Linked DNA regions of Homo sapiens: region 2 is linked to region 1. Evidence: read pairs that join two places in POLR2A ChIA-PET (ENCODE). Cell type or tissue: MCF 10A. All regions are shown on one strand. Links, peaks and the distances in the headings refer to the core of each region. The heading gives the core; the rest is flanking DNA. Region 1 overlaps MID1 (midline 1). Region 2 holds the start of CLCN4 (chloride voltage-gated channel 4).

Region 1 (12,003 bases), core at 572-4,571:
TTTAAAAAAATAATATACACATTATTTTGTGCCTTTATCTTCTGAATTAATGTATAATGTCTGGAAGAAGTTTTCTTCAAAGTTATATCAGGAAGAACAATCTCCAGTACAGACACAAAGAACAGTCATTTATTTCTTCCAAAAATAGTGACCTAAATAGCAATCTATCATCCTGATAAACAATTTAAAATATATGTATATACACACAGGTTTCACATACACACGTATGCATACATTATGTACACACATATATAAAAACATCGTGTGTGTATATATATATATATATTTAATATTACATACACGGTATATATATAATAGCAAATCTGTGATGGGTGTCCAAAATTTCAGTCTCCAGAATGGCAAAGAAAGGGTGAACTGAGAATGGAAAGAAGTAATCTTTTAAAATTTGATTGACTAAAGGAGGAAGGGGAAGTAGTCTTCCTAAAAGAAAAAAAAAAAAAAAAAGTCCTGCGCTGCAGTTCTTTGAAGGATATTGCTTATCACCATGCAAGACAAGAAACTGCAAGTAAAGTAAATCATCAGGAAAGTGTTTAAAAAAAGAATCTTGCACAATTCAATTCATAATCCAGACATTTGGACTCCACCAAAGGTGTTTAAGGAACATTCATGATAAAGGGGAAGCAGAGGCAAGAACTGCTTCCTCGGGCTGCCCAGTCTGCACGTCTCAACATCTACTTTATTGCCATTGCAACACTTCACAGTAAATCAAAGCATGCTTCACATGTTAGGACATAAAAATGCAAACATAGATTTTTTGGCTTATGTCTCTCCAAATTATAACTTCATTTGTCTTTTAACAATGAATAAAAGGATTACTCAATTTCACATATAGATGACTTCCTTAAGAAGTTCTCATTGTCCTCGGAAGAGACACACATAGATCATCAAGTAGAATTCTAAAGAACTTTTCATCAAGACATGGCTTTTGTTAAAACAACATTTAAATTGTCAAAATTCTACAGGCCTAACTTTTCCCTATTTTGGCACTGTAGTGGAAAATTAGCCTGAACATCTGAAGTTGAAACATCAGGAAAGAAATATTTACTCCACCCCTCAAGAGAAAATGATAAACAACAAAAAAAATTACAATCTTCTAAAGGGCATAATCTGACAACTTGCAGATGAAATTTCCCACTATCTGAATGTCTCAGACATTTCATGTCTTTTACAGTTTAAGAAATAAAGCATTTAGTTTTAAAGGCACACAGAACCTATTTTACATTATATTGAAAATGACCGATGTTTTCCAGGTCTATGCTGTACTGGGTATCATGCAAGAATTTGGTTCTGAAGGCAATGATAGCAGACTGGACAGAGAGGAAGAGGGTGAGAGATGGCCACACCTAGTCTCCTGGCAGAAGTCTAAATCAACCCTCCTGGTGAACAGACCAACAGCGTGATGGTAGCAGAAATGGAAGTCACTAATTTCTGTGAAACCAGTCACAGATGAAAAGCTTTTAACACTGCTGTCCCTGAATGCTTTCTCAAATGTATTTATAGTTTGATAGGTATTTCTATATATATTCATATAACTATGTCTGTATAAAGTCCTATATATGTCCATAATGGAATTAGTTTTTGTAGTTATATACAATGTGCATGTATACATAAGTACACATATACATATACAAAAGCACCTTTTCAGAATTATTTGAGACTGGCTAGAATTCACTCTTCACAAACCCCTCAGTCATAGCATCCCTTCTGCATTACAGAAACATTCCTTCCTTAGTGCAGAAACAGAAACCTGTAGATAATGTTTATTTAAAAACAACTGCCTGCTCATATCTGCAAAAGGTCACCTGGAAATGAGCAAAATGACGCAAGTGATCTATTCTCTGAAAGACCAGTCAAGTGGGATTTTTGCAGCAAGTATAATAGATTGTGCCCTGGAGAAAAGCTTGCCGCTTGGGGAAACTTTTTCTCACTTTATTTATATAATACTCTCCTAGAAGGCAGAGAAAGTACACACCCTCCCCTTCCCAATTATTACCAACCAGGAGCAAAATAGTTATTGATGATGGCCAATGCAACATTTCACAACTGTTCTCTGAACACTGGAAAGCTTAAGTTCAAAGACAAGAACAAATACTAGTCTCGTGACTCATGGAGGTAATGACGATGTTATAGAGTAACTGATTCCCATTGTGTGAGCAGATTGGAAATTCTCTCAAATATGATGCCTCCTTTTCTCAAAGAAAATCGCTTTTTCCCTCAACTTCAAAGTCAGCCACACACAAAAACCTTTTGCTCACAATACCCTGAAGCTACCTCCTGATCTTAAAAAGTAAGGAAAACGAACCCTTATTCACAACTCCTGGTTAACTATTACGAATAACATGCTTTAAACATTTCCCCTGATCACTGAAGCTCTGCAGTCAGGGGAAGAAGTCTTTTTTTTTTTTTTTTAAAGGCAACAGAAAGAGGAGTGACTCTTTTGTTCTGAATGTTATTGTAAAGCACCACATGAAAGAAGAGGAATGATGGGAACATGGCAATGAAAAGGACAACAGCGCTGACAAATGAAAACAGGATATTAAGAACAGCGTCGGGACTGTGTGTCTGTACAGAACAAAGCCGGGAGCCTTCTCGGAGAAATTCAAGCAAAAATACTCTTAACAGATTTACATGCTAATGGATGAACTGTAGTTTCTCCAGGTGGCACAGATCTTTAAGTCTGGGACAATAAAATTAGGTTATCATTAAAACACATACACACACACACACACACACACACTGTAAAGTGTCATAAAATTAAAACTGCCTTCAAATCACATTCAATCACATGCCCCCCCCCGCCCCGCCCTTTCAACCAGTGATCTGCTTCTGGAAATTTCTAGATCTATGTTTTTCTCTTTGTAAAATAAGATACTGGTTCTGTCAAATAACTGAGCTAACTTAGTATATAGTCCCAAGGAAAGTGAATTTTTTACAAAAAGAAAAACAATTTTCTCTCCATTCACAGCACACTCTAACTTACACTTTAAATATAACTTTTCAATAGAGCTTTCAAGAACTCCCAGGGAAACTAGGCAATGGGTACTGTGCTGAGAAACAATGACAGCAACTAAGTGGCTAACATTAATATAGTATACCGCTTTTGCCAAGTCATGGTGGTAATATCTTATACTTTTCTTCTGATGCAAATTCTGCAAAAGCTGCTAGTATGATGGTACATTTAATAAAACATCATCATAGCTTATTGGACTTATCACATAAGAATTATTATTGTAGTCTCTAAAGAAGTTCAAAAAAGTAAAAAAATATGTCTGATTTTGCGCTCCATTAAAAATTTCAGTCTTTTTTTTTCTCTTTTCTATGTTTTGCCACTATTCTCCTTTTCCCCACTTCCTGATCAGTCCTTTCTATTGTCAGATGAGTGATGAGCTGATGTGCTTTCTTCTTTACCAAAGCATTTCATCCAGCTTTCCCTCTGGCATGCTTTCAGAAAACTTTGGGCTAAGCCCTGAGCTCAGTGTGCCCAAGTGTTCTTGGTCTAGTTTTGGGCTGACACTGTCAATGTGGTGTCCTGTAAAAAAAAAAAAAAAAAAAAAAAAACATGTAGAGGTCAGGCGCAGTGGCTCACGCCTGTAATCCCAGCACTGTGGGAGGCCGAGGCAGGCGGATCACCTGAGGTCAGGAGTTCGAGACCAGCCTGGCCAATGTAGTGAAACCTCATCTCTACTAAAAATAGAAAAATTAGCTGGTCATGGTGGCGGGTGCCTGTAATCCCAGCTACTCGGGAGGCTGAGGCAAGAGAATCACTTGAACCTGGGAGGCGGAGGTTGCAGTGAACCGAGATTGCGCCACTGCACTCCAGCCTGGGTGATAGAGTAAAAAAACTCAGTCATATAAAACAAAACAAAAACAAAAAACAAACAAACAAACAAACAAAAAACATGTAGTACCTTGAAGCCAGATAACCTGAGTTCAAATCCTGGCTCTGCCATTTCCTTGCAAAGGCAGATCGGAGCCAGATACTGTACATATCTTATACTCACAGATGCTCTTCCTATCTTCTATGCAGTTTCCTTATCTGAGAGCAATCTTAAGGGTCCTTTGAGGATTAGTGAGGTGAACTTTTTAAAATGCCTGACAAAATTCTCACTCTTATGGAAGGACAGGGTGGTAGGGGATGGGGGATTGGGGTCCTTCTTCCCTTCTTGTCCTGAATCGCCTCTTCCCACTCTTCTTTGAATAAATTCATTATCTGTGTTTTTTACTGGAAACCTCTTCATACCATTTTTGCAAGCAAGAAGGATATAAATCCATTTATTCAATAACATTTATGGAGCATCTTATGTGAACAAACAGTATGTGAATGTGAAATGAACTAGCATTTTTATTCTTAACACTAATGACTTATCTTCACATTGGCAATTTCATCTGTTTCCTACACTATGACATACCTCTGTTCATTACCACTGATCTCCCACCATGAACTTGGGGCTTCACTTCCGCTTCCCAGTGAAGGTCACCCTGTCCCATATGCACTCTTTGTCAGAATTTTTTTATTTTGCAGGAAATAAGGGACCCTGGCATGGATGGAGCATGTGAAACTATCAAGAACAGTGAAATGTTTCAGATTTTTGCTATTTGCCAGTTTCGTTTCATGAATGCTGGCAGAAGACACCTGAATCAAAGATAAAGGCTGTTTTTACTCAAATGGTATGTGTTTCATGTTCTGTTGGTTCCCCTTGTTCTCGAAGTCCTACGGAGCATCCTAGGTCCATGTTTGCACACTCAGGAGATTTGCATCATACCTAAGCAACTCCAAGCTTAGGAAATCTGAATCTTTTATAATGGACTGCAAGTTAGCCTGCCCAACTTTTGCCCTGGAGGAAGACATTGTCTTTAATATAATGAACAACAAACAAACCTGCCTTCTCCCCTGGCGCGAGATACTACCTCTATCTCCCAAGACTGTTTGCTATACAAACATCCTGGGGAATAGTCTGGAATAAAATCATTCAGTGCTCCAGCTCACAAGAGGTACAAAAAGGTGATAGATCCATGGAAAATTATTTCCTAATAGACACAATTCTTATCTCCTCCTGGGGATATGGCCAATAGTTGTTACTAGAAATCAGATCATCACTGGACTTTCTAGCAGTTACCACAGAGGCAGAATTTCATTTGGCACTGAATGACCCTTGAGTCATAGAAGACTAGAGGTAAAAGGAGCCTGCAAGAAAGTGATAAGAACTTCCTTACCAACGGCTCCAAGCTCCTTATCCAACCACCCTCTGACATCAGCTGTTGTACAAGGAAAATTGGCAGAAAGCAGGTAAGCCTCACCCATAGATTTTGCTCAAATAAACAGAGCCCTTAATGTCCTTCATAGTCCCAAAACAGCTTGGGTCTGGTCTGCAACTTCAGCTCTTCACTCTGAACCTAAGCTAATTTTAAGAGTTTGGTGCTTGTTTCAGCAGCACATAGACTAAAACTGGAATGATACAAAGAAGATTAGCATGGCCCCAATGCAAGGATGACAAATTCATGAAGCATTCTATAATTTTTTATTATTAAAAAATATTAATAAAATAAGAGTTTGGAAGAGTAAGCTAATTTTGTTACTTTTATGACACTGGAAATCCTATATGTATATCCATTTGGCTTTCTTTAAGCATTAAAAAAAATTAGAACTACTTCTTTTGGAGTAAAACCAGATGAGTCATTTCTTTCATTACTCTTTCATTCCACTGGTATTTTTTGAGGTCATTCTGTGTGCCAGGAGCTGCTCTAGGCAGCAGCAAATTGGTGGTAAATATGAGCATAAAGGCCTGCCCTTGGAGAGCTTACATTTTAATGAAGGAAATAAAAAAATAAAAGGTTTTTAAAAACACAAACATTTCAAAGACTCATACATAAAATGAAAGAAATAAAAAGGATGACATGATAGAAGGTAGATGGGTGGTGCAAATCTATGTTAGCTAAGGGGATATTACTACTCATATTTGTGCTGGCTTTCTTGATATTTTGGCTTTTTCCCTGCCAATAAACAAGCAAAGAGTATCTGAATTTCAGTATAAAACTTTCTGGTGTTTGGTCAGAGGGTTGTGATCTAATTTTTCAAGTTGTTAAATGCTTAGTTTCAGATTGCCTCAAGGATAGAGTTCTTTTTCAAGGGCATAGAAATCCAACTTTTACTATTTCTTACAAAAAAATGGAATGTGATGAATTATTGTAAAGTAGTGACATCTTTATTTATTTTAGCAATAAAATTTTGAAAGAGAAAAGCCACGAACACTTAGTGAGCCAAAAAAGCAGGAACCATGATGTTTTAGTCCATTTTGTGCTGCTATAACAGAATTCTTGAGACTAAGTAATTTATAAAGAACAGCGATTTAGGCCAGGTACGGTGGCTCACGCCTGTAAACCCAGAACTTTGGGAGGCTGAGGCGGGTGGATCACGACATTAGGAGTTCAAGACCAGCCTGGCCAAGATGGTGAAACCCCGTCTCTACTAAAAATACAAAAATTAGCTGGGCACGGTGGCAGACGCCTGTAATCCCAGCTACTCGGGAGGCTGAGGCAGGAGAATTGCTTGAACCCGGGCGGCAGAGGTTGCGGTGAGCAGAGATCACACCACTGCACTCCAGCCTGGGCGACAGACTGAGACTCCATCTAAAAAAAAAAAAAAGAAGAACAGAGAGCAGGTTAGGGGCCTGGTATCTCTGTTTCCAAAATGGCACCTTGAAGCCTGTGTCCTCTGGAAGGGAGGAATGCTATGTCCTCACATGGCAAAAGAGCAGGAGAGGAAGAACCCACTTCCACAAACCCTTTTAATAGCGGCATTAATCCATTCGTAAGGGCTTTACCATTAAGCCCCACATCCCAGTACTGCTGCATTGGGGATTAAGTTTCCAACAAACGAATTTTGGGAGACACATTCAAACCATAGCATATGGTATTCAGAATTACCTGAATATCTTAAGTGTTTGATTCTACGATGTTAACTCAAAGTTGAAAATAACCATGGATGTACAGTTAAGCTTATAGGGATGGACAGGAAGGAAATGAATAGAGACATTGGAAGAGGCATTGGTTTTGTCAGTACTTACTCACCAGCTTTTGCACCACTGGAAGAGGAAATTTCAGGAAGGAAAGGAAGGAAATGAGGGAAGAGTGCTGGGGGAAATAAACACATGTGACTACAGCTTTATGACCGGTGAGCACCAAAGATGAGTTAAGACTAGATCCCACTGGCTGACAGCCAATGTCTTTTGAAATGTCATAATGTCATTTGACAATGACAATAATATCAAAAAGCATCTCAAAATAAATAAATTCACTGGCTAGGTAAAATTGCAATAGCAGCTGAATCATGATTTTTTAGAGCCCATCACTTTAAGAAAGGGTTAGAAGGAAAATAATCGCAGAGAAAATTGGGTAGCAGGACGAGCCGCAGACAAAACTCCTCAGACACCAAGTTAAAGACGGAAGGGGTTTATTCGGCTGGGGGCATCGGCAAGACTCCTGTCTCAAGAGCCGAGCTCCCTGAATGAGCAATTCCTGTCCCTTTTAAAGGCTCATAACTCTAAGGTGGGGGGGTCCACGTGAGAGGGTCATGATCAATTGAGCAAGCAGGGGGTACATGACAGGGGCTTCATGCACCGGTGGTTAGAGTGAAACAGAACAGACTGGGAAGTTTTACAATGTCTTCCTATAATCTATAGATAACATCAGTTGCTAGGTCAGGGGTGGAATTTTAACTACCAGGCTTGGGTCAGGCAGGCCCAGGCCCGGTTTCAGGTCTGGTTCCTTGGTTTCACGTCTGGTTGCTAGGCGCCGGGCTACCTGCCTTTAGTTTTGCTTCTCTTTCCTTTTCTGAGTATAAAACAATATAAAACAATATGAGAGGGTCTGTCTCTCTTCTCTCATTTCCCCCCTTTGAGACTCTCACTTTTTATTAGTGGGAGTTCTCACTCTTATTTTTGCTACTTATGTCTTCCTGTGCAATAGATTGATAATGATTCACATATTTACACTTGTGCTGATACATAACACGAAGTGACACTGAGAGACTGGGCTATATGCTCGGCTAATTGCAAAAACAAATTTCCTGTTTTTCCTGGAATTTCTGGTACTGACACATTCAGTTCATCATAGAAGGTTTGAAATACTGGCTCAGGAGAGCGTTTATAAACTTTTCCTCAAACCACGACATTTACTTGAAGATCCAGTCCAGCTCCATCAATTTTTAGGGTTACACGTTCCTCTTTTTTCTAGTGAGGATTAAGGGGGTTGGTTATTACTAGTTCTAAGGGGTTACACTGACCACTGGTACAGGAAGGGCCACTTTTCCCTTGCTGAAGGTGGACAGGATTTTTTTTTTTTATCCAAGTAGCCTAAATGACACAAGACCAGTATCCACATTTATTTTTACACAGTCTTAATTTATGATAAATGTACTTATTTTCTGCCATATAGCCTCTTTCTTAATTAAGAGAACCACATCCTATTTTTAACCTATTATTATTAATGACAGCACAGGCATCGAATTTCAAGGTGACTTGTTTGGGCACTTCTTTTTTTGTTTTGTTTTGTTTTGGCTAACACTTTACTTGTATCGTTTATGAGCCTCCACCAGTCTTCAGTCCTTAATCTTATTTTAAAAACTATGGTCATGGGAGGCTCAGATGGGTCATAACACACATCAGGTTGGTCATTTCCCGGGCTACATACCTTGTATAGAGTAACATTATACAAACAAGTTTTTTTAGAGTTCCAGTACACTTATAATAACTGTAAAATAATAGGACTGTAGCAACCTTTTGTCCCACTTCAGTGACTTGATGTATATACTGGGAACAGCCCTCAGTCTGAGGAAGGTCAGTTGAAGTCCTTACTGTACAAGTCCAAATTTTAAGGAAAATGAGTCCTGCGATGAGTTTCCTCATGTTTCGGCCGTGCATGGACCAGTTAGCTTCTGGGTGTGACTGAAGCAGGGCTTGTCGTCTTCTTCAGAGTCACTTTGCAAGGGTTGGCGAAGCTGCTCCCATCCACGTACAGCTCTCGGTCTACTGATGTTTAAGGATGGTCTTGGAGGTTGGGCCCACTAGAATAAACTGAGTCTAATACCTCTACACAGTTATGTTTAACTGGGCTCTCTGATACCAGGAGTAAGGTGGCGGGGTTTAGAGTGTTGCAAACTTCAATTGTTATGTGGGGATTTTCACAGAGCAAGCTTTGGTATCTAGTTAGTCTAGCATTCATTAGCTAATGATGTCCTTTGGTATTTATTAAAGTCACCACAGCATGGGGGGACTTTATGTTTAGGTTTTGCCTAAGAGTTAGCTTATCTGCTTCTTGTGCTAACAGGGCTGTTGCTGCTAGGGCCCTTAGACATGCAGGCCAGCCTTTGGAAACCCCGTCTAGTTGTTTTGAGAGATAGGCCACTGGCCTTGGCCAGGGCCTTACAGTCTGGGTTAAAACTCTAACTGCCATGTTTTTCTTTTTCTGACACATAGGGTGTAAAGGGTTTTGTTAGGTCAGGTAGCCCCAGGGCTGGGGCTGACGTGAGTTTTTCTTTTAACTCATGAAAAGCTTGCTGCTGTTGGTTGTAATAGATGTAGTTTACTAATCTACATTTTTATTAACTGTCATCTACCAAAATATTGACTCAAATCCTGTAACTATTTGATTTCAAGCTTTACATTGATCTGGTATTCCTCATGGGACTCCAATTGCGTCTAAATGGACATGAGAGTTGAAAGACCTACAAGGGGCTTCTCTCGCTTTACAATGTCTTATTTTTTCTCCTGCTGGTTGATGAAATGCCAGGGTGAAAGGGATAGCCAATTGGACTAAAGTATAAGTGCCACTCCAGTTATTCGGCAGAGTGCCCAGTAAAGGTCCACCACAATACCACCACACATCCGCGTGAGGATGAACAAGGGCTGACTGATTGATAAGCTCTTGAAAATTCTTAAGCTCATCGCATCCCTTCAGGTCTCCAAGGAATGCTAAGTTTCCTCCCTGTCGTGAGAGACACGAAGTGAACTTAGTGTTGGGAGACGGAGGCTGGACAGCCCTCGGGGGCTGACCCGCAGGGTGCCGGACTTTGGGATATAGCAGAGAGAGCTTGGCATGACTTATTACTCCAGGCTGTAGAATCCTGGAAAAGAACTACCACACAGTCCATGCCTTGTCGACTGGAGGACCACCTTAGTGGAAGGGGGACAATCAGGGCCTCTGGCCTGCCATGTGCACAAGCATAACAATTGCTTTTGTTTAACGTGCACATGGAATATTTGATCCATTCCAACCAGGCATTTGCATCTTGGTATGCTGTCTTAATTGCCAAAGTTTGTTTTAAGTTTTTAACTTTTATGATCTTCTAGTAAAATGAATGTTTCCTTTAGCACCTATTTTTATTAGTTTTTAGACCAAAGAAAGCCAAATACCATTTTACATTTAACAATGCTTTCTGTATGATTTTTATACTAGATAAGCCAAATTTTACCTTTATATTAGTGTTATTGATGTTAAACTTAATTTTAATAAAACCTTGTAGACATATTTATCTAATTTTTAATGTTTGACCATAAGCAAGATTTTATATACTCTTTTTAACCTTTCATAATTTTTGTTAAAGAGCAGGTTGGTGCTTTAAGAAAAACCTGTTGCATTTTTATTTTAATGTCCAGTTCACAGAAAAACTGGATGATACCTTTTTAACTTTAGCTAATATGTTTACACACAGAATTTTCTTTACAATTAACGTCTCAAAACTCGCTTAAACTTTCAAAACAATAATTTTTTTAACCTTTTAATGTAGGTAAAAATCCACATTCTTATGCCTCCTTATAATCCTTTTACCAAAGGTATATTTTACTTTTCTTATACACCTTGAACATAAACTGTTTCTTCAATAGTACTGAGTACTTTTAAATTATACAACATTTTTTGCATAATTTTTTTTTTCCCGTTAGCAAAGCAGCTGCCGCTACAGATTGAATGCATCTGGGCCATTCGCGGGTTACTGGGTTAAGGATTTTTGATAGGAAGGCCTCAGTGCTCTTGGGATATGCCCTTGTTTACACTGACAACAAAGTAGTATTAGAGTGTTACAGGGTTACTGAGAATACCTTTAATTATTAATTACAGGTTTTTAATTTACCTTGGCTTTTAAAGGAATAGGGTATACTGTTGTTTTTTTTTTTAACTACTTGTATATTTCTCTCTTTCTCTTTTTCTTTCTCTCTTTGACTTTCTGTCTCTCTGTCTCTCTCTGACTTTCCTTTTGCCTCTGTTTCTTCCTCTCTTTCTGCCTCTCTCTTTCTGTCTGCTGGTCTTTCCTTGCCTCTGCCAGCCGCTTATGCTGCTGTTCTCTTAACTACTGTGGGGGGAAGGGGATCTAAAACCAGCTGTAACTGTCTCTGTACGGAAACTGGTCTGGGTGCCTTGGCTTACAGGCTACCTTGTGCCATACCTTTGAAACAAGGGACTTGTCTAGGCTTCCTTCTGATGGCCAAGCCACCTCTAATGCTGGCCAGTCTATTTCACACAAAGTTTTAAGTTCTCCTGGTGTCATAGTACTCCATAGTCTTCCTTAAATCCTTTCTTGAAATTTTTCAACATAGTTCCTAGTAGGGTGGGCTTATTTGTGCCTGACCCATGCTTCTTTGAGACAAAACACCATGCTCACACCACACGCACACCACAAAACAAAGAACAGGTAAAAAGGGCACACACACACTTTTGCAGTTTACACCAAACCAGAATCAAAACCAAAATTAGAGTATCCAGAAATCTAAGCCAGGTCAAAACCAAAACTAAGCAATCCAGGCAATCCAAGTATCAAGCAATCCAAGTCAAGTCAAAAACAAAAACCAAAGTGCCGGTACTGCCACACCGTGGGTGATCAGGCCATGCTTCCACTCAAATGGAGTAGGCAAGTTCCTACTCAAATGGAGTAGGCAAGTTCCCAAGACCAGTCCTGTGAAGCAATTCAAACCAAGTCAAAACCAAAACCAA
Region 2 (11,831 bases), core at 7,817-11,816, 420 kb before region 1:
GGTAGACATATCTTTAGGCCCACCATTCAATCCACTATGATCTGTCCTCTGCATCCCCCCCCTCCAAATTCACATCCAACCCACAAGCAAAATACATTCACCCCATCCCCATATCCCCCAAAGGTATGTGTAAGTGTTCTTTTCATTTTACCTTTGCACACAACATTAGTGGATGTACCATTGTTTATTCAACCATCTTCTGGTTGTTTCTAGTCATACTATTAAAAATAATTGAACAGGCCGGGCGCGGTGGCTCATGCCTGTAATCCCAGCACTTTGGGAGGCCCAGGTGGGCAGATCATGAGATCAGGAGTTTGAGACCAGCCTGACCAACATGGTAAAACCCCATCTCTACTAAAAATACAAAAATTAGCTGGGCATGGTGGCGTGCACCTGTAATCCCAGCTACTCAGGAGGCTGAGGCAGGAGAATCGGTTGAACCTGGGGGGCAGAGGTGGCAGTGAGCCGAGATCGTGCCATTGCACTCCAGCCTGGGCGACAGAGCGAGACTCCGTCTCAAAAAATAATAATTCAACAATGAAAGTCTTCTGCAGACATCTTTTCACATTTTTGCCAGGGTTTCTTTTTTTATTTTATTGATAGAAACGGTATTGCCGTGTTGCCCATGCTGGTCTCCAACTCCTGGTCTCAAGCTATCCTCCTGCCTCGATCTCCCAAAGTGTTGGGATTTCAGGTGTGAGCCACCCTGCCCGGCCTTTGCCAGGGTTTTCGTGAGATACATCCCAAGAAGTGGGATCTCTGGGTCAACAGTAATGCATGCGGCATGTTGCTGGGTGTTGCTGCATTTTTCTCACGGGGACTTTGCCATTTTGTATTCTCACCAGCAATGTATGAGACAGTTCCCTCACAACCTCAGCAATAGAATGGTGTCACATTTGTGAGTCTTTGCCAGTTGCAGAGGTGAGAAAGCATCTCAGCACAATCAAAATTTGTGCTTATGAGCAAAGCTGCTTTAATTATAGAGGCTTGTTGGTAAGTTTTAATATCAGTTAGGGCTAGCCCTCCTTCCTTTCTTCTTTCTCAGGGCTTCCCTGGATATTCTTGCTTATTTGTTCTTTCAAATGAATTTTATAATTATCTTGTCTAGCTCCAGGGAAAAAAAATTATGAATCTACTGGAATTGCATTAAACGTACAAATTTGGGAGAACCGCAATCTTTATGATGTTGAATCCTCTTATCCAAGAGTGTATTTCCATTTGTCCAAGACTAATTTTGTGCCTTTCAGGAATGCTTTATAGTTTTACTCGTATGTATTTTGGATATTTCTTCATGAGTTTTTGTCTATTTTGTTTTCTGTCTTTGTCTGCATAAAGACAGAAAATAACAATAAGATAAATACACATACATGCAAGGCTATTTACCTTTTTTCAGACTTTGGTGGAAAAACTAGTGTTTCCCCATTAAATAAGATGTTGAGGCCGAGTGTGGTGTCTCATGCCTGTATCCCAGCATTTTGAGAAGCTGAGGTGGGAGGACCGCTTGAGCCCAGGAGTTCAAGACCAGCATGGGCAACATAGCGAGACCCCGTTTCTACAAAAAAAATACAAAAAGTTAGCTGGGCATGGTGGCATGTGCCTGTGGTCCCAGCTACACAGGAGGCTGAGCTTGAGCCCCAGAGGTCAAGGCTGCAGTGAGCCGTGTTCATGCCATTGCACTCCAGCCTGGGTGACAGAGTGAGACCCTGTCTTGAAGAAAAAAAGTGGCCGGGGCGGTGGCTCACGCCTGTAATCCCAGCACTTTGGGAGGCCGAGGTGGGCAGATCACGAGGTCAGGAGTTCGAGACCAGCCTGGCCAACACAGTGAAACCCCATCTCTACTAAAAATACAAAAATTAGCTGGGCATGGTGGCATACGCCTGCAGTCCCAGCTACTCGGGAGGCTGAGGCAGAAGAATCACTTGAACCCGGTAGGCGGAGGTTGCAGTGAGCCGAGACTGCACCACTGTACTCCAGCCTGGGTGACACAGTGAGAATCTGTCTCAAAAAACAAAAATGAAAAGCACAGGTTGTGGCTTGTGGTTCTGACCGACTGGCTATACAATGGGGGTTCCCATGACCCCCTCCTCAAGTTCACTGACATGCTAGAGTGGTCCCACAACTCAGGGAAACATGTTTAGCCATTTGTTATAAAGGATATTACCAAAGATACAGATGTACAGCCTGATGGAAGCGATGTGGAAGGTATGGAAGGCAAGGCACGGAGCTTCCATGCCCTTCCCTAGGCACCACCCTCCAGGAACCTCTGTGTATTCAGCTATCTGGAAGCCCACGGAAAACCCTGTCCTTTTGTGGGCTTTTGTTTGTTTGTTTGTTACTGAAGTTTTGTTTTTATTATACTTTAAGTTCTAGGGTACATGTGCACAATGTGCAGGTTTGTTACATATGTATACATGTGCCATGTTGGTGTGCTGCACCCGTTAACTCGTCATTTACATTAGGTATATCTCCTAATGCTATCTCTCCCCCCTCCCCCGACCCCACAACAGTCCCCGGAGTGTGATGTTCCCCACCCTGTGTCCATGTGTTCTCATTGTTAAATTCCCACCTATGAGTGAGAACATGTGGTGTTTGGTTTTTATGGAGGTTCCATTGCATAGGCATGATTGATTACATCATTGACCACTGGTGATAAACTCAAGCTTCAGCCCCTCTCCCCTCCCCGGAGGTCAAGGAGGTGGGGTTAAAAGTCCCCAATCTGTTATCTTGCCTTGGTCTTTCTGGTGACTGGTGACCAGCCCCTATCCTGAGGCTACCTAGGGCCCTCAGCTACCATCATCTCTTTCGCATACAAAAGACACTCATTACTCTGGATGTCTCAAAACAAACAAACAAAAAACCTTTTAGCCTGGGAATGGTGGCTAACACCTGTAATCCCAGCAGTTTGGGAGGCCAAGGCAGGTGGATCACCTGAGATCGGGAGTTTGAGACCAGCCTGACCAACATGGTGAAACCCTGTCTCCATTAAAATACAAAAATGTAGCCGGGCGTGGTGGTGGGCGCCTGTAATCCCAGCCACCTGGGAGGCTGAGGCAGGAGAATCACTTGAACCCTGGAGATGGAGGTTGCAGTGAGCTGAAATCATGCCACTGCACTGCAGCTTGGGCAACAGAGTGAAACTCTGTCTCAAAAACAAACAAACAAACAAAAGGCAAAAATAACTTTGAGCAATGCTACTGTGGCCAAATTTTACTTGTTGCAGTTGCTGTAGCAGAAAGAAGGCCTTTCCCTCCTGGCTACCTATGGGCACTCCCTGTCTTCTCTCTGGTCCACTCTTCCACAGTCCCCAACTTGAGCTAACTCCCACTTGTCCTTGGATAGCTTAACCATGACTTTCTCAAGGAGGCCGGAAGTGGTCTCCATCCCTGAAGAAATTTGGCCCCTCTGCTTTATGTACGTGTATGAGTTCGCTAGGCCTGCCGTAACCAAGTCCCACAGACTGGGTGGCTTCGACAACAGACATTGATTTTCTCACTGGAGGCTGGAAGTTCAAGATGAAGGCACTGGCAGGCTGGTTTCCCGAGGCCTCTCCCCTCAGCTTGCTGCCTCCTCACGTGGTCATCACTCTGCATGCATGACCCTGGGGTCTCCTTTTTTTTTTTTCATAGGGACACCAGTCAGATGGGACTAGGGCCCCACCCTAGCGGCCTGATGTGAAAACATAACCACTTCTTTAAAGAACTTATCTCCAAATATAGTCACATTCTGAGGTACTGGGGAGTTGAGACTTCAACATATGAATTTGGGAGTACATAATTCAACCCCTAGCGGTATTTTTCCACATCACTCAACACTTCTCTCATCAGGGATTCCCCACTCTTGATTGGGAAGACCTGTTTCATGACTGTCTTCCCCATGGACTGTAAGAGGGACTCAGCAGAGGGACACAGTCACTCCCGAGCGTGGCTGACCCTCGGGCCTTGCATTCTGCCTGGTGCAGACGGAGGGCTCCGTAAATAGGAATCGGATGAATCAATGAGCCAAGGCTCTGTTCGTTTCCAATGGCTGCTGTACTTAGCGGCTTAAAACAACACATATTCATCCTTTTCCTTTTCTGGAGGGTAGAAGTCTAAACTGGGTGTGAATGGGCTAAAATCAAGTGCCAGCAGGGCTGTGTTCCTTCCATAGGCTAGTGGAGAGATTCTGTTTCCTGGCCTCTTCCAGCTTCTAGAGGCCACTTGCATTTGTTCGCTTATGGCCCTATCCTCCATCTTCAAGGCCAGCAGTGTAGCAGCTTCAAATCTCCCTCTCTGATCTCTGCTTCCATTGCCAATCTTCTCTGACTCTGACCCTCCTGCCTCCCTTTTATAATGATCCTTGTGACGACACTGGGCCCACTGGGGCCACCCAGGATCATCTCCCCACGATCTTAGGATCCCTAATCTAATCACATCTGCAAAATCTCTTTTGTCACGTAAAGCAACATCTTCACAGGTCCTGGGAATAAGGGGGTGAACATCTTTGGGGAGGTCATTCTCCAGCCCACCCTAGAAGCACTGAGCTTTGAAGGGCCGGTTCCTGTATTCAGTATGTATGTACTCCGGCATGCATCTCAAGTTTTGCTTTGGAACAAGTGATCAGACGCTCCCCTCTTAGAAGATTCCCAGGCTCCTGGTGAAGTCCAACGGCAGAGGCTGCACATTCAGTGGCATTTGGAAGCATCTTGTCTGAGACCTGTGGCTAGAGGCACACGGCCTTCTGGAATCTGTGCCTTTCCATTGTTCCCACTAACAGACGCTCTGGCCAGATTGCTGTTTCTACCCTGCAATTACAGGCAGAATCCCATGAGTAATAAACACAAATTGTTTTATTGCAATGGAGTTCGTTTAAAAGAAATATTTTACTGCATCATCCAATAGAATTATCTGCAATGATGGAATTGTTTTATATCTGCGCTAAAATACCGTAGTGACAAGCCACATGTAGCTCTTGAGCATCTGACATGTGGCTAGTGTGACTGAGGGACTGAATTGGAACTTTTAAGTTAAATTCATTTTCATGTAAATAGTAACTGTGTCTAGTGGCTACCATAGAGCAGTGCAATTCTAGAAAAATCCCATTTCCAACCCAAGGCACCTGGACAAGGAGCAGCTTTTCTCAGAGGCCAGGTCCTGGGTGAGAAAAGCTGTTCACTGTCCAGGTGCAATAAGATAACTGACTTCTGTCTGTGCGTGGTGGAGATGCTGTCCAATGATGGCTATCGTGCATCAGTTTCCAGCTCCCCATTCAGTAGTTCGAAGCAAGGCATGGCAGGAGAATTTACACCAGGAGAATCAGCACAAGCTACAAATCAAGCCTCCCTCCCCATGCCCCACCCTTGGAGAGCTGGGTTATTTAACGATGACTGACATGCCACTGTGCATATGCCTACTGGAGGAGACAGGCCTACTGAATTGCCTTGGCAACATCTGAGTCTCCTGGCACTCACAGAGAAAAAGGAGACAGTGGCAGCTCCACAGTTCTTATTGTCAGAGAGGAAAAGCACCATATGGTTTTTTTAAGGGATGGCAACACTTCTCTTAGGCCTTAGAGCTACACGGGCTCTTTTCTCAGGCTTCCCAGCACAGACAATGTCCTTGACAACAACTCCACTCCACTGCAAAAGCAGAGGGATTTCAAAGCTGTTGTTTGTCACGTCAGTCAAGGCTGTCACTTTGGATCGATGTCAGGGCAATGGGGTCTGAGTTTGCAGCTTTTGGATGTCTGCTGAGATCTGTGAACACAGCCCAGAATGCCTAGAAAAGGCTGGATTGCATATTCTTATATCCCATGTCACTTACTTATTCCCCAAATCTTTTAGGATGCTGGCCATGTGCATAGCCCCCAGCTAGGTATGGAAGCAACTCATTCATTCATTCATTCATTCATTGGAGATGGTGTATTCAGGTGTAAAGGAGTTCAGGATACAAAGATAGATGAAATAGGGTCTTCACCTCCAGGTTTTATAAGATCCCCCATTTATAGAATAATTTACCAGATACTCAGGGCTGGAATTTGGAGGAGGTGAGGGAGGCACTTACCTTGGGTGCAAAACGTAAGAGGGCACCACAAAAATCAGTAATCAAGATAATATACTGGCCAGGCACGGTGACTCACGCCTGTAATCCCACCACTTTGGGAGGCTGAGGTGGGTGGATCACCTGAGGTCGGGAGTTTGAGACCAGCCTGGCCAACATGGCAAAACCCCGTCTCTACTAAAAATACAAAAATTAGCCAGGTGTGGTGGTAGGCACCTGTAATCCCAGCTACTCAGGAGGCTGAGGCAGGAGAATTGTTTGAACCTGGGAGATGGAGGTTGCAGTGAGGCAAGATCATGCCACTGCACTCCAGCCTGGGCGACGAGAGCAAAACCCCATCTCAAAAAAAAAAAAAAAAATATATATATATGTATATACACACACACATATATATGTATATATATACACACACACATATATATGTACATATATATGTACATATATAATTTATAAAATCAAAATTAGTGCAGAAAATTACAATGTACAAGATATGAACATTTTAAATAAGGACAGGCTGTTGTGGTTTGTTTCACTCCCCTTCAGTGTTGGGCAAGGGAGCATAGTCAATTCCAATCAGCGAGGGGTTACTTGGCCAGGAGGTATCTGAAGGGGAGGTTTATGTGGGTGCAAATAAATTGGGCCACGGGGAGCATTATACATAGTTTCTGTGCGTGTGTGTTTCGGTTGTAGGGTCTTTACTGACTTTTTTCACTTGGTTCAAAATACAAGAGGGTATCTTGATCACTGTATTTAGGGGTACACAACTTTTCTTGTGTCTCAAATTCTAATAATAAGGCACTGCTTGTGCTCTTTCCAGATCTCTCACTTACGTCTCACTCAGCTACAAGTGGTGGATACTATTACTCTTCCTCCTTCTCCTTGTTTTACAGAAGGGAAAAGTGGGGCTTGCAGAAGCTTGGCAAAATAGCACAGGCAGTAATACTGCAATACAGCCATGTAATACTTCAAGATGGTGTATGATTAAAGCGGTTGGCTGAGAACATTTGGGAAAATTTTAGTTCTGGTGTAACAAACTGTATCCCAGAGACAGTGCTATATGCTGGGCTTTCAAAGAGCAGGTAAATGCAGCTCCCCTCTGTCCTTCCAGGAGCTCAGGAGCTCAGGAGCTCAGGGGTTAATGCGAGTAAATAATTTGGGTCTAAGCTGGTGAGTGCTGTCCAGAGGGTCCCAGGAAGCTGTGGCTCCAAGAAGGGTGGAGGGGATGGTCAGAGGCGCCTGGGGAAGAAGCTGGGGTCCTGGCCAGAGAAGACCTAGCCTGACCCCAGGGTGCTCCAGCCTCCATCAGAACAGGAGGCTGATGTCAGGGCTGTCTCTGAGCCTGTCTGCAAAATGGGTGCACAGCAGATCTGCCCTACTCCTGTTAACCAGCTGCTGCGAGAATCAGATGACATGCTGCAGAGGAAGGCACTCTCTACAGGGTGCATGTGCTGAGGCGGGCGGATCAGTTGAGATCAGGAGTTCGAGACCATCCTGGGCAACATAGTGAAACCCCATCTCTACTAAAAATACAAAAATTAGCCAGGTGTGGTGGTGGGCGCCTGTAATCCCACCTACTCAGGAGACTGAGGCACAAGAAACGCTTGAACCCGGGAGGCGGAGGTTGTAGTGAGTTGAGATTGCACCACTGTAGCCTGGGCGACAAAGCAAGACTGTCTAAAAAAAAAAATATATATATATATATATATATAAAATATATATGTATAATATATAATATATATACAAACACACACACATATATATGGGGGCTTGGACACAAAGAGGCAATAGGGTCCTCACCTCTAGGTTTTGTAAAACCCACCATTTATAGAATAATTGAATAGTGAGTTTTAACAATTTAGTGGTGGGAAAATGTCTGTTTTAAAAATATACAGTGCATCCAAATCTATGAAAATTTCCCATCCACCTCTGTGCCAAGCCACACAGTTTTCCTCCCTAGAGATAACACCCTTAGCAGTTCCCGATGTCTCTTTTCAGAGGTGGTTTGTGGTGCACACACAGGTGGGCAATGACACGTCCCACATGCTGGGAGTACTACCTTTAAGGGATTTATAATGAAGAGAGCTTCCAGCACATCATACAATGGGGAACTCTTGAAAATGGCTGGGAAATGGAACATCTTGGGCATCAAATTATACTCCATCAGTAATTCAAACCAGGGTTTCTCGACTTCAGCACTATTGTACTGATATTTTGGGCCGAAATGTTCATTGTCCCGGGAGGTAGGAGTGGAGAGGGAGCTGTCCTGTGCACTGTAGGATGTTCAGCAGCAGCCCTGGCCTCTACCCACTCAATGCCAGGAGCACACGGCTCCTCCCACTTCAGTTGTGGCTGCCAAAAATGTCCCCTGGGGGAAAGGGAGCAACATCACCCCATTAAGAACCGCTGTTCTAAACCTTGTATGACATCTGTAGAAAACTGGCAGATAAGAGAAAAAATGTAGAAGATTCAAAGGGATAGGAAAGAGAAATCTGTGAAGACAATGGAAAGAGCCTGTAGTCCCAGTTACTTGGGAGGCTGAGGCAGGAGGATTGCTTGAGCCCAGGAATTTGAGGTTGCAGTGAGCCATGATCGTGCCACTGCACTCCAGCCTGGGAGACAGGGTGAGACCCTGTCTCGAATGAACAAAAAACTCAAAGGTTATTATTCCGTAACTATTGAAAGAATCTTTTCATGAAGGATGGTAATAACCAGCTTTCTATCTCCACACAGAGCAAAGTAAAAAGAAGTAGGTTTAAATGGAAGAGAAATTAAAACTGGACATACAGATGGTTAAATATTAACAACGGCCCCTGAATGGCACTTTCTTTCCTAAAGATCTTCATGAGCAGAATAATCTAGGATGGCTAGGGATTGTTCCCTCGGGACTTTGTGGTTAAGAATTCAGGATCTTCAAGTAATGAAATCTGCATTAAAAAATTAGCCAAAACTGTTTGTTTATTCCATAATCATGTCTATATGGTGCTTTTAAGAAAACAATTTTTTTGTTGCTATAAAAGCAATACATATTCACTGTGGAAAAATTAGACGATATCTCTAAGCTTAAAAGAAGAAAAATTTAAAACACCCTTAATCCCACTAACCAGTGAGATACCATGTTTGATACTTTAGTGAATTCATTTCCTAATAGTTTTCTGTGTTCGCAAAGGTATATGTGTAGATATAAATATATTACACCTACATAGAAACGACGGATCACTCAGCACATAATGCTTTGAAGCTTCCATTTTTTTTCCCATTTAATCCGCTGCACATGTCTTTTTCCATCCGTGTGTACCACCGTATTAGTTTTAATTCTTCCACTGCACAGATGGCTTATAATTTAAAACATCCCCTGTTTTTGGAGATTTAACTTGTTTCCAGTGCTTTGAGATCATAAGTAATATTGCAGCAAACTTTCCCTAGTCAGGGGTTTGCACACCGTTCTTCCCCCCACCCCCACTCCCCACACCCCAGGACAAATTCTTGGACATCAAGTTGCTGGAGCACATGATACCAACAGCTGTAGGGCCCGGAGTAATTGGCGAAACTGTGTATCTGTAAGGCATTTGGTAGGAAAAATGCTAAACAGACCACCAGAAAGATTGCTCAACTTACATTCCCATGGGTGGTATTGGTTTTTGCTTTTTTTGGTTTTGTTTTTTAATCTTGGCTAAAATGACAATTTGAAAGGCGAGGGTGGAGGGTGTTCAGACAGCTCTCTCATTCTGTTGAGAATTGCTTGGCCCAGTTCTGGGCCTTGTCTGAATTGCCGGTTTGCTGCAATGTTTTTTACAATTGAGCAATCACCTAGAAAAAAGAGAAGGTGAAACTAACCTACTGCAAAAAAACTGCTCCAGGATGAAGAAGGTTGCCTGTATTTCGTCATTTCAGCCAAGCCGGAATACGGAGCAAGGCTGTCTGCACCGTGCTACCATCCTCTTCAGGCTGCAGGGCATTTTGTATACCCACCACCTCCCATTGATGCTGGAAAATCCGGTCACAGAATTCCGTGCAGCCCAGCCCCTGAGGGTGGGGCGTCCTGTCTCCGGGACGCCGGGTTTTCTCTGGACACGAATGCTCCGGGGGTAGGAGGCGAATGACACTGGCACGGCGGGGCTCCGGAGCCAAGAGGTGACCAGGCTGGCTGGGCAGGGCTGAGTGGCTGGGCCGAGCACGTGATGCTCCCAGCCGGCCTCCGGGGCCCTCCGGGCTGAAATCGACATTTGCCTCTGGCAGGAAAATGAGCTTGTCAGTTTCTGCCTCCATTAGACCCTCAACCCAAAGGAGCAGGAGATTTCGGTAGCGTTTTAACTTTATCTCAGAATCTGAAAGCGGAAGGTAAGCTGCTTATCACTCAGAAAAACAAATTTGAGAGGAGTGACCTAGTAAAGTACACTGCGACTTTGTTGATTTTTAAAATCTGGTGTTGAAAATAATTGATCGCTGTGAGAGTCAAGGGCTGTATTTATCCCCAAATTAGAGATTAACCTTCTGAACAGAAATTTGGTTAATTTGGAGGGAATCACGGTATAAGGGCCAGGGTTAAATATAGAAGGACACGAAAGCTGATGGAATAAACTGCAAGTAAACTTAACTCTAGCCTGCTTGTAAAACAATCTATTTCATGTCTCCTTCAGGGCTGTGAGCAAAGGGAATGTTAAAATTGTGATTTTTAACTCAAGTGAAAGTAAATGAATCTATTTGCAATTGGAATACAAATAAAAGCAGTCTTTGCTTTTGTCCTTTTACATTTCAAAAACGCTTGTGTATTTTGGCAAAAGAAAAGTTTATATGTGCACTGCTTAAGTTTGAAATACGCTATTTCAAATTTACAAAATTATCACAGTTGTAATTTTCTAAAGTCTTTCTAGGCAAGGCTGTTTCAGTTGTGAATGAGAAATGTTGACATTGTACATATTTTCTGTGATAGTAAAATGACTCACTTCTTCAGAATGTGATAAAGATTAGAAAATGTGAAATAATGAGTTATTGTGAATTAAGTCATGTCTCAGAGATTAAATGCCTTGCCAGAAGATGTAAGAAAACAGAGACACAAATACAACCATGCTCACGTAGCAGTGCTTTATTTTAAATCATCACATATTTAAGTAAGTAGTAGAAATACGTGGTGTCACCATTTTTTCCTTTGGCAAATACAAATTAATATTGGAATGCAGCTATTCAGAGTAATTAAAGCATTATTCATCCGTGCAATTAGTATAATGTTCCATAATGAATTGCTTTGAACTAAAGTGTTTGGTATAATACTCGATATACGGCTTGAAACATAGAAACTCTAGGCAAAGTATGTCCATGCTATATTTTGTGTCATTTTGATTTGCACAAAATGTTTATTTCTCCACTGCATTTGATAAATACTAGTTTTAAAATAAAACATGAAATTGTATTTCCTTTCACTGTAATCCCTTTATTGCTAATTCTTTTGAAATCCTATTACTCGCTTGGAGCCTGTAATAATTTGGATTTCTCCTCCTGTGTGTTGTTTTTCATAATTCTTCGCGAAAGGCCAGGCAAGCTGCACACATCAAGCGAAACGCCTGAGGGGCGGCCAGCGCGAGGGTTTCTGGCCATCGACCCTCACCTCCCGGGACTTCCAGGGTCTTCCCCCCACCCCGCGCACACCTCCCTGCCTCGCCCCGAGGGCGTCACGTGGCAGCGTGGGGCCCGCCTCCTGGTGATGTCACGGCGCTCGCAGCCGTCGCGCTGAAGAAAGGATGCTCGAGGATGCTGTCCAGGTGGGCGGCCGCGGGCGCGATGCGGCACTGCAGGTAAGGG

Evidence for each region. Peaks named below come from ENCODE experiments on the same cell type or tissue, not always from the same donor. Only the 100,000 strongest peaks of a DNase experiment are listed, where the experiment ranks them.
Region 2: POLR2A ChIA-PET joins it to region 1 with 5 read pairs; 1 of 35 experiments calls an interaction of 5 or more read pairs at or near these places.

What each region holds. Positions count from the first base shown.
Region 1 is chrX:10,577,380-10,589,382 of GRCh38, forward strand. All of the region lies in intron 1 of MID1 (midline 1), which reads right to left. It also overlaps the pseudogene RNU6-800P. Among named protein-coding and RNA genes, the nearest start is that of MID1, 37 kb to the right of the region's middle. In MCF 10A, for the core only: no CTCF peak of the experiment used is centred there; DNase peaks (open chromatin) are centred at 672 and 2,122.
Region 2 is chrX:10,146,728-10,158,558 of GRCh38, forward strand. CLCN4 (chloride voltage-gated channel 4) reads left to right here and starts at 10,248. Exons shown (of 13, transcript NM_001830.4): 1 at 10,248-10,373; 2 at 11,562-11,824. In MCF 10A, for the core only: no CTCF peak of the experiment used is centred there; a DNase peak (open chromatin) is centred at 9,984.